Regions from separate parts of the Homo sapiens genome. Here region 2 is linked to region 1. The links are chromatin loops, found by intact Hi-C in ENCODE. Cell type or tissue: HepG2. All regions are shown on one strand. Each heading gives the region's core, and the rest is flanking DNA. Links, peaks and the distances in the headings are about the cores only. Region 1 has its middle 140 kb from the start of CAPN13. Region 2 has its middle 13 kb from the start of LCLAT1.

Region 1 (5,387 bases), core at 86-5,085:
AAGTGCTGAGATTACAGGTGTGAGCCACCATGCTTAGCCTTGTCATATAATTTTATATCATGTTTCTTGTTTTTACTTTTAATTTTTACTTATCTTTTAGTTTTTTACCCTGTGGCTTTTATTCTTTTATTTATTCTTTTATTCTTTTTTCCCTTTGTCCTTTTTTTTGTGTGTGTGGTTCTTCTCATGTTAAGAAGGTGAATTGTTGTTGTTTTTCTAGTATTTACCTTTAAGATTAAAGCTTTATGTATGGCCTTAGCTTTCCTTAGGCAGAATATATTAGTTCTTTTCTATAAACAAGAATAAAACTAGCATGCTTCCTTTTCCCTTTCCTCTACCATGCTCTCCTGGTTAATGAAATTATCTTTTTGCATTTATCTTCACCAGGTTAAATATGCACATACTTCTATTGCCTAACCAGTTTTTTTAATTATCACATGTTACAGAGAAGGCAATTAGCAAAACTTACTTTGTTTCCAATATTTTTTACCCCTCTTCTTCACTTAAAATAATTGTATTAACTATATATTGTCAGAACAGATTTTTATATTTTGACTTGTGACTCACATCTCCATTGTTCCTTTCGTTTTTATAGTCCTGCTCTCGAGTTCACAATAAACAGCTTCAAATAATATTATACCATTAAACATGTAGTTTAAGAAGCTCAGCACAGTGTAATCCCATTTCCTCCCTCCCATTCTTTATGCTATTTTTGTCATATATTTTACCTGTTGTAAAGAGACTTTTAAAAGGAACAAAACGTCTTTTCTATTTATCCCCATTTTTACCAGTTCTAGCAATCTTCATTTTTTGTGGAGATCTAAGTTTCCATTTGATATATTCCTTCTGTCTGCAAAAGTTCCTTTACAAGTTTTTATAGTGAAGACCTGCGGGTAATGAATTCTCTCAGGTTTCTTTGCCTGAAAAAGTATTTATTTTGCCTTTGTTTTAAAAAGATATTTTTGCTGGCTATAAAATTATGAACTGACAGGTTTTTGGTTTCCTGCCCCTGCCCTCCCCAGCACTTTAAAGATGTTTTTCTAGCTCTGGTTTGCAGAGATTAAAAATCTGCTATAATTCTAATCTTTTCTCCTGTTTGCATGATTACCCTCCTCTTTGGTTGTTTTCAAGGTTTTATCTTTATCTTTGGGTTTCAGTGGTTTGACCATGATGAGCTTAAGTTTTGTTTTGTTTTTATTTATTCTTGTTGGGGTTTGCTAAGATTCATGGAATTATGGTTTGTTGCTTTGAATTAATTTTGGAAAGTTCTTAGACATTGTATATTCAAATAGTTCTCTTTTCACTCTTTTTTTCTTTTTTTTCTTTTTCTTTTTCTTTTTCTTTTGAAGCCGGATTCTCACTCTGTTGCCCAGGCTGGAGTGTAGTGGCACGATCTCAGTGCACTGCAACCTCTGCCTGCCTGGTTCAAGCAATTCTTCTGCCTCAGCCTCCTGAGTAGCTGGGATTACAGGTACCCACCACCACACTCAGCTAATTTTTGTAGTTTTAGCAGAGACAGAGTTTAACCATGTTGGTCAGGCTGAACTCGAACTCCTGACTTCAGGTGATTCACCTGCCTCGGCCTCCCAAAGTGCTGGGATTACAGGCATGAGCCACTGCGCCTGGCCCTGGCTCTCTTTTTCTTCTGGGATCCCAGTGTTAGATCATTGATATGGATATTGTCCACAGCTTTTGGATGCTCTTCTCAATTGTTATTTTATTGTTTCCATTTTTGCCTCTTTGTGTTTCAATTTGGATAGTTTCCATTGATTGACCTATCTTTAAGTTCACTGTTTCTTTCCTCTGTTACATACAGTCTGCTTAAAAGCCATCAAAGAAATTCTGTATCTTTTTTTTTATTTTTGGCATTTCTATTTGATTCTCTTTTATAATTCTACCTCTGCTGAAATTCTCCATTTGTTCACATACGTTGTCCACCTTTTCCACTAGACCCCTTTCCACCAACTAATCATAATTATTTTAAAGCCCCTGATAGTTCCAGCATCCGTGCTGTCTCTGGGTCTGGTTCTGTGAGTTGTTTTATCTCTTTACAATAGGTTGTTTATTTTCTGGCTTTTTTGTGTGTCTCGTAAATGTGTGTATGAGCGTGTCTTTGTAGTTTTAAAAACTGTGTTCCAAACACTGTGTGTGAATAACAGTAAAGATTGAGGTAACTTGTGTTTATGCCAGGAAGTAGGTATCCCTCTGCATCTGCCAGGCTGTTAGTGTGGGGGGTCGAGTCAATTAAAATCAGTAGCTGTGCTGGGTTTTAGTTTTGTAGTTGTAATAACTTACTTCAGGGCAACACATACTTCAAATTCCTCCAGTGGTGGGTTGCTGCTGTCTTGTATCAGTGTTTCTACTTCCTGCTCAGCTTTCAGGGGGACTTGCATGCCTCCACCACAGAGGGGAGCTCTCTATGTTTTTCTGTTATTGCTCATTACTCAGCACAAGGCTCATACTGGGGGCAGGTGGGGTTCTCCATTTTTCTCATTTACTCTTAGTCTTAGGCAGGCTCCGTGCACCTGGCCCTCATTATTCTTGCTTCTCCCTTTTGTGGCATCTATACCTTGCCTCATGCCTGTGGGGCATCTTAGACAGGGGAGAGCTGCCTGCCTCACTATGGTCCCAACTCCAGTGATATCAGACCTGTGCTTTTTATCAGTGCAGAATCCTGGGACTGAGTGGGTTTCTTGCCACTCACCAGTAGCAGACAAGGAGCAGAAGAGTTTCCAACCCCTCCTCCCATGTCAAATGGCCTTTCCTTTTACCTTCAGCCAGGGAAAGTGATTTTTGCCTGGGCCCTTGATTTCCTGTCCTTCCAGTATCTTAAGGCTTTTTCCTTGTAAAAGAGAAGGGTCTGGGAAGTGGCTGGAGTTTTGTGCCTGTCCTCCAGTGGGAGTGAATTACCCAAGTTTTAAACCTATTGCCATTAAGAAAGGTCATCTTCTTCCCCTATTCTGTTTCAAAAGTACTTGACCGAAGGTCATGGTAAAGAGTTGTGAGTGAGGGCTTCAAGACAGTAACGGAAATTATCCAAAATTAAATAGACAGAGAATAAGGTCTCTACTTTTCAGTGGTACTGGAACAATGGATATGCATTTGCACACAACAAACAAATAAACTTTAATTCATGTATGTCATTATATCTAAAAATTAACTCAAAATGGATCATATACCTAAATGTAATACTTAAAACTATAAAACCTCTAGAAGAAAACATTGGAGAAAATATTTGTAAATTTGAGTTAGGCAAAGACTTTAAAAAATATGACACCAAAAGCACAACCCATGAAAGAAAGAATTAACACACCTGACTTCATCAAAATTAAAAACCTCTGCATTTAAAAAGATACTGTGAAAAGGATGAAAAGAAAAGCCACAGGTTGGAGGAAAGTATCTGCAAAGCAAAGATTTGATAAAGGACTTGTATGCAGAATATATACAACTCTCAAAACTCAATAATAAAACTAAAAACCTAATTTAAAATGGGCAAAAATCTTGAACACACACTTTACCAAAGAAGATAGATAGATGGCAAATAAACACGTGAAAAGATGCTTGGCCGGGCGTGATGGCTCATGCCTGTAATCCTAGCACTTTGGGAGGCCGAGGCAGGTGGATCACGAGGTCAGGAGGTCCAGACCATCCTGGCTAACACAGTGAAACCCCATCTCTACTAAAAATACAAAAAATTAGCGGGGCGTGGTAATGGACGCCTGTAGTCCCAGCTGCTCCGGAGGCTGAGGCAGGAGAATGGCGTGAACCCGGGAGGCGGAGCTTGCAGTGAGCCGAGATTGCACCACTGCACTCCAGCCTCAAAAAAAAAAAAAGAAAAAAAAGAAAAGGAAAGGAAAGATGCTCAACATCATCAGTAGTTAGGTAAATGCAAATTAAAATCACTATTTTATAAATGCAAAGTAAAGTCATTGCAGTGAAATTAAAATCATTGCAGTGAAATACCATTACACATCTATTAGAAAAGAGAAAATTAAAAAGACTGACCCTACCAAGTTTTAGTAAAAATGTGGAAGAAAGTAGAACTCTTATACACAGCTTATGGGAATATGAAATAGTATAACCACTTTGGGAAACAGCTTGACAATTTCTTCAGATGTTAAGCATATCTCTTATGTGACTTTGCCATTGCACTCCCAAGTATTTACCAAGAGAAATGAAAACATATGTCTGTAACAAAGACTTGTACACAAATGTGCATAACAGTTTTATCTGTAATAAATGCCCATTAACAAGTGAGCGGATACACACATTAAAGAATATCTACATAATAGAACACTGCTCAGCAATAAAAACGAATGAACATGGCCAACCACAAAGTAATTATGCTGAATGTAAGAAGCTAAACAATATCGAGTACATATTTCATAATTACATATATCTGAAATTCTAGAAAATACCAGCTAATCTATAGTGATAGAAAACAGATCAGTGTTTGCTCAGGGATGGAGCCTGGGGAGGGAAGGAAGGAGAAATCACAATAGGGAATAGGAAAGCCTCAGGAGAATGATAGATATGTTCATTATCTTGGTTGTGCTGATGGCTCCATGGGTTTATACATATGTCAAAACTTATCAAATTGTATACTTTAAATCTGTGCAGTTTATTGTATGTCAATCATATCTCAATAAACTTTGAAAAAACAAAACTAAGTTAAATTAAAAAGCAATATATAGAGAAACCAACATGCCTTTGCTAGAAATGAATCTGAATTTATTAATCATCTCAATAAATGTAAATGGACTAAACTTTCTAGTTTAAATAGAAATTGTTGGACTGTTTGAAACAAGGAAACAACAGTCTGTTATATTTTGTTGACAAGAGACATATAAAAAACTTAAGGACTCCAAAAAACATACTAAAAAGCCCAAGAACTCCAAAGGGTAAAAGGATGGAAAAATATATACCAATGAAACGCTAACAAAAAGAAATCTTATCTAGCTATAGCACTACAAGAAAAGATAGACATAGCCTAAGTGCACGTAAAAGAGGAATTGAGAAATCTGAATTCACAGCGAGTTCCTTTAGCACTTCAGCATATCTCATCATTGTTAAATCATTAAACTCCTGTAAGGATATTGGGGAATGAACAGCACCAGTAACAAACTTGATTTAAACAGATGCATGAAGAATTTCGTATTCACCAATTAGAAAATACACATTTTTTCTCAAATTCCCTTATAACAAATTATAGCATTCTCCATTTGTCTGTCTGTCTGTCTATCTATCTGTCCCATCCATCCATCCATTCATATATCCATTTATCTATACGGAAAATTTACAAAAATTATCTATGAATGAGGCAAACAAGTCTCAACCACTTTCTTAAGATCAGTATCATACCAACCATATTCTCTGGCCACAACAAA
Region 2 (5,387 bases), core at 236-5,235, 240 kb before region 1:
TGAATAATAATATATATAGTCATAAAATATAACAATATAATATAAATATAATCATGTAACAATATAAGGGCAGAATGAGCTGGGCACCATGGCTCACACCTGTAATCCCAACACTTAGGAGGCCAAGGTGGGCAAACTGCTTGAGCCCAGGAGTTTGAGACCAGCCTGGGCAACATGGTGAAACCTCATCTCTACAAACAATTAAAAAGTAAAAAAAATTAGCCGAGCATGTTGGCACATGACTGGGGTCCCAGCTACTTGGGAGGCTGAGGCAGGAGGATCACTTGAACCCAGGAGTCTGAGACTGCAGTGAGCCATGATCACACCACTGCACTCCAGCTCGGGCTACAGAGCAAGACCCTGTTTCTAAAAACAGTAAAAATTAATATAAATAAATAAAGTATATGATTTGATACATTTGGTCTTAGGTACACCCACAAAACCATCACCACAATCAAAAACATGAACATATCTATCACCTCTAGAAGTTTTCTCATCCCTTAGCCACCCCCTCCTCTGACTTCTTTCCTGCCACCATTCCCAGGCAACCCCTGATCTGTTCTTTGTCACTATTGGTTAGCTTGCATTTTTAAGAGTTTTATGTAATGGAATCACATGGTATGTACTCTTTTCACCTGGCTTATTTCACTCAACATAATGACTTTGAGATTCATCCAGGTTGTTGCATATATCAATAGTTCATTCCTTTATATCATTAAGTAGTTGAATAGTAGCCCACTGTATGGATATATTAGGTTGGTGCAAAAGTCATCGCGGTTTTTGCCATTACTTTCAATGGCAAAAACCGCGATGACTTTTGCACCAACCTAATACTACAGTTTGTATATCCATTCAGCTTTAATGGGCATTTAGGTTGTTTCCAGTTTTGAGCTATTACAAATAAAGCTGTTATGAATATTCCTGCACAAGTCTTTGTATGGACATCTGCTTTCTTTTCTAGTGAGTAAATACCTAGTAGTGGAGTAGCTGAATCATACACTACCATATGATAAGTGCATGTTTACCTTTTTAAGAAACTGCCAAGCTGTTTTCCAAATTAGCTCTATCATTTTGTATTTCCACTAGCAGTGTGAGAGTTCCAGTTCCTCTGTATCTTTGCCAACATTCGGTATGGTCAGGTTTTTAAATTTTGGCTATTCTAATGTGGTTTTAGTTTGCATTTCTCTAGTGCTAGTATCTTTTCGTGTGCTTATTCATTGTTCTTTTTTTTTCTAGCACAAAATCTTTATTTCTTTCTTAATCTTCTTCCTTTCTTTCATCCTTTTTTCTTTCTTTCTTTCTTTCTTTCTTTCTTTCTTTCTTTCTTTCTTTCTTCTTTCTGACAGGGTATCAAATTACCCAGCTGATTTTTTATTTTTTTGTAGAGATGGGGTCGCATTATGTTGCCCAGGCTGGTCTCGAACTCCCGGGCTCAAGTGGTCCTCCCACCTCAGCCTCCAAAAGTACTGGGATTACAGGTGCAAGACACCACTCCTGGCCAAACTGTACACTTTAAATACATGCAGTTTATTCTATGTCCCTTATACCTCAATAAAGCTGTTTATATATTTTTTAAAATCCTCATCTACATAAAAAGGACACATTTTAAAGTTTAAAATTGAGGGGTCAGGAAATAACAATATAAGCATGATTTTTAGAAATATGAAGCTAAGCACCAGAACTGCCAAAAAAAAAAAAAAAGAAAATGTTTAGGAGTAGTCACCTTTGGTAGCCAGAACTGGGGCAAGACAGTTAGGGAGTGGGTGGGGAGCAGAGACAAGAGACTAATGTTTTTCATTATGGACCTTTTGGATGTGTTTGATTTTTAAACAATGTGCAGGTACTACTTGCTTTCCATAAATAAAAGAAAAGAACATTTTAAATAAGAAATATCTAATTAGATAGGTAATTGAAAATCACTGTGGGTGGTATTTTGGTTAATGGATAGTGAAGAAAGGCATCAAGAAACAAGGGGGCCCAGTTCAGAGAGTTCTGCAATAATTTTGGTGGGAAGTATGAACCTAGAAGGGATCTGAATGTAATCTCTCCTTGTGTGACATGTGATGCATGTGACACCCACTCACTCTCTCTCAGTCCGAATCCCAGCTCTCTCCCTGCAAGCCCCTACCTCCTCCCCTCAGCAGCCATCAAGCTTCCCATTCTGAGGCACAGCATCTGCAAGAATCTCGAGGTGGCCTGTGGTGTGGGCACGTGGGCACTTGGCCAAGGAGCATTGTAAGATTGGGGGACAAGGCCCCAGTGGAGGGCTGGGGGCTCCTGGGGTGCTGTTAGCTAGTTCCATCACTGCCAGAACACTAGCCTAGGTTTCTTCTTTACACAACCATATATTACAGGCTTACTACCTTATCTGCTTCAGGGAGGGCCAATGCCTGGACTCTCATTTCTGACCCCAGTGACAGAAGCCGGTGCCTTCTGGTCATTTTCACAGAATTGTTGCCCAGTTACCCATAGTCTGTTCATCAAATTCTTCCCTTCCTTTGAATGCCTGCATTCCTTTCTTGCCTGTTGACATTGGCTATAGCAATGGAATTTTCCAGTTTCGTAGAAACAATAGCAGTTTTAAGGATATGGCTGCTCCGTAATCTGGTTCTTTCTGTTACAGCCTGAGTCCCGGAGCTCTTGATGAAACAAATATTTTATAACATGTAGTGTTTGTCGCTGAGTAGACACCACTGGTCAAAGCACCCATTACCAGGCACCAGTTAGCTAGAAAAGCCCTGCACACCTGATTGATTTGTCCTGTTCTAATTTATGTTGCTCAGTTTGTAGTAAATAAGTGTAAGCAACTCATGGCAGTAGAAGTGGACACATGGGGCTCGAGGTAAATAATAGGGCAAGATGACTCTTCAAGGCAGTGAAACATTATTAAGTGAAAAAGCAGGTTACAAATCGCTAAGTACAGGATGACCCAATTTTTCTAAATATGTATGTATAAATGTGTGCATGTGTGGTGGATACACAAAATTAAGAACATTAAGCAGTGATTCTCTTAGATTGAGGGATTTGTGAAAGATTTGTACTTTCTTAATGTTTGCATGCCTGGTTTTTCCAAATTTTTTCAAACATGTGTTACTTTGCAATAATAAGAAAAACAAGTTATTTAAAAACATAAATGAAAACAGCAAGATCCTGGGCAAACACCATGTGTTTTGTCTGAATTCCACATACCCCTTCATGAAGAGCCAAGACTGGTCTGACTAGTGGGGGACCCAAATTGCTGGGGGCAGGAGAGTGGGAGCTTCTCACAGGTGGCAGTAGGGGACACCCAAACTGAGGAGTCAGCAGAAACCACTCCAAAGTCGTCAGATGGGTGGTCCAGAAAGTTGCCACAACAGAAAAGACAGAGGCAAGTATTAAAGCTGCACTCAGAGTTAGAAATCCAAGGACACTCATTCATGCGTCCACTGATGATCGCCTACTCTGAGCCAGCACTGTGCTGAGAAACAGGGAGATGGCAACAAGGCAGCCGGGGAGGGGCCCTAGTGGGACCTGAGGTGCAAGGTTGGTTGGCAGGGATTGGGACATTGGTCAGTCACCATGGCTTCATGATCCCTGTCTTGGTTCATCAGGGCTGCTACAATAGAATACCATAAACCAGGCCAGGTGTGGTGGCCCATGCCTGTAATCTCAGCATTTTCGGAGGCCAAGGTGGGGGCATCACTTGAGCCCAGGAGTTGGAGACCAGCCTGGGCAACATGGTGAAATCCTCATCTCTACAAAAAACATAAAAAATAGCCAGGGGTGGTGGCAGCTCCTGTGGTCCCAGCTACTTGGGAGGCTGAGGCTGGAGGACTGTTTGAGCACAGGACAGGGAGGTTGCTGTGAGGTGAGATTGTACCACTGTACTGCAGTCTGGGTAACAAAGCAAGATCCCATCTCAAAAAAAGTTTTTAAAGCCCAGGCGTGGTGACTCACACCTGTAATCCCAGCACTTTGGGAGGCCAAGGCAGGCAGATCACCTGAGGTCAGGAGTTCGAGACCAGCCTGGCCAGCATGGCAAAACCCTCTCTCTAATAAAAATACAAAAAATTAGCCAGGCGTGGTGGCGAGTGCCTGTAATCCTAAATACTCAGGAGGCTGAGGCAGGAGAATGGCTTGAACTTGGGAGGCAGACTTGCAGTGAGCCGAGATCATGCCATTGCACTCTAGCCTGGGCAACAGAGCAAGATTCCGTGTCAAAAAAAAAAAAATTAATAAAAAAGAAAGAAAAACAAAAAAGAATATCATAAACTGGGTGGCTTACAGACAGCAAAAATGTATTGCTCATAGTTCTAGTGGCTGAGAAGTCCAAGATCAAGGTGTTGGCAGATTCTGTGTCTGATGACAACCTGCTTCCTGGTTCATAGATGATGCCTTCTGCTGTGTCCTCATATGATGGAAGAGGAGAGGGAGCTCTTCTTTATAAGGGCATTAATATCCCCCAGAATCTCCACCTCCAAATACCATCACATTGGGGATTAGGCTACCACATATGAATTTGGTGGCGGGCACAAATATCCTATAGCAATCCCCAAAAACAGTAATCACACTGGGCTTGAACTAGGGGAAAACGAACCACATGGCTGCAGTGTGGAGTCTGCTTCCCACTTCAACCCTACAGTCAATTTCTGCATTAATTCACATTTCCAGGTTTTATTTAAAAAAACAGTAGGCTAGGATGGCTGTTATGATTTATTTTTAACAATTTCTCAATATAATGTACACATATGCAAAGCACTTTGACATGCACTATCTTCACATAAAGCAGATATTATTATCCCCTTTTCATAAGAGAGTAAATTGAGGCTCAGAGAAAATAATTGCTGGTACAGTATTCACACAGTGATTCGGCCAGGGATGGGAATATGGTTTTCTGGCCTTTAGACCAACACTCTTTCCACTATATTATCTCACAGTTATCTGTTCATTCATCCATTGATTCATCCAACATCAGTCCTACTTAGAGCCTGTCAGGGTTATTGCAGGTGTGTCCAGAAACTCAGAGGTGGGCCCCAATAATTACACTCCAGTATCCGACCTAAATCAATAATTCTCCATTTTGAATGCACTTACAATTGCCTGGGGATCTTTTAAAAATTACCACTGCCCAGGCCCCATCCTAAACCGAATATAATTATGATCTCTGCTGTTTTGAAAGCTCCCCGGCTGATTCTAATGCATAGCTAAAGTTTAGAAGCATGGTTCTTGAGACTAAGCACAAAGTGTGACAATTTCAGCGACTCTCTGAACCAACTTATTCTAGTGGAACTGTTCTGAATGATAGTCTTGAACTCTTGAGCTCAGAAGTTCCTCTTGTCATCAGATGCTTGCTGAGGGGTGGAGATTGAGTGTCACAGACATTGACTTTGTATTATAATAGGATGGTC

Evidence for each region. Hi-C counts contacts between places; a loop is a spot of excess contacts. Peaks named below come from ENCODE experiments on the same cell type or tissue, not always from the same donor. Only the 100,000 strongest peaks of a DNase experiment are listed, where the experiment ranks them.
Region 2: a loop joins it to region 1, with 2.3 times the contacts of the local background. A loop is called at or near these places in 2 of 110 quality-filtered maps.

Annotation. Positions count from the first base shown.
Region 1 is chr2:30,668,306-30,673,692 of GRCh38, forward strand. No RefSeq gene overlaps it. Among named protein-coding and RNA genes, the nearest start is that of CAPN13, 140 kb to the right of the region's middle. In HepG2, for the core only: a CTCF peak has its summit at 2,406; a DNase peak (open chromatin) is centred at 2,376.
Region 2 is chr2:30,431,610-30,436,996 of GRCh38, forward strand. No RefSeq gene overlaps it. Among named protein-coding and RNA genes, the nearest start is that of LCLAT1, 13 kb to the right of the region's middle. RefSeq lists an enhancer at 5,304-5,383. In HepG2, for the core only: no CTCF peak of the experiment used is centred there; a DNase peak (open chromatin) is centred at 2,492; H3K4me3 peaks cover 354 bases.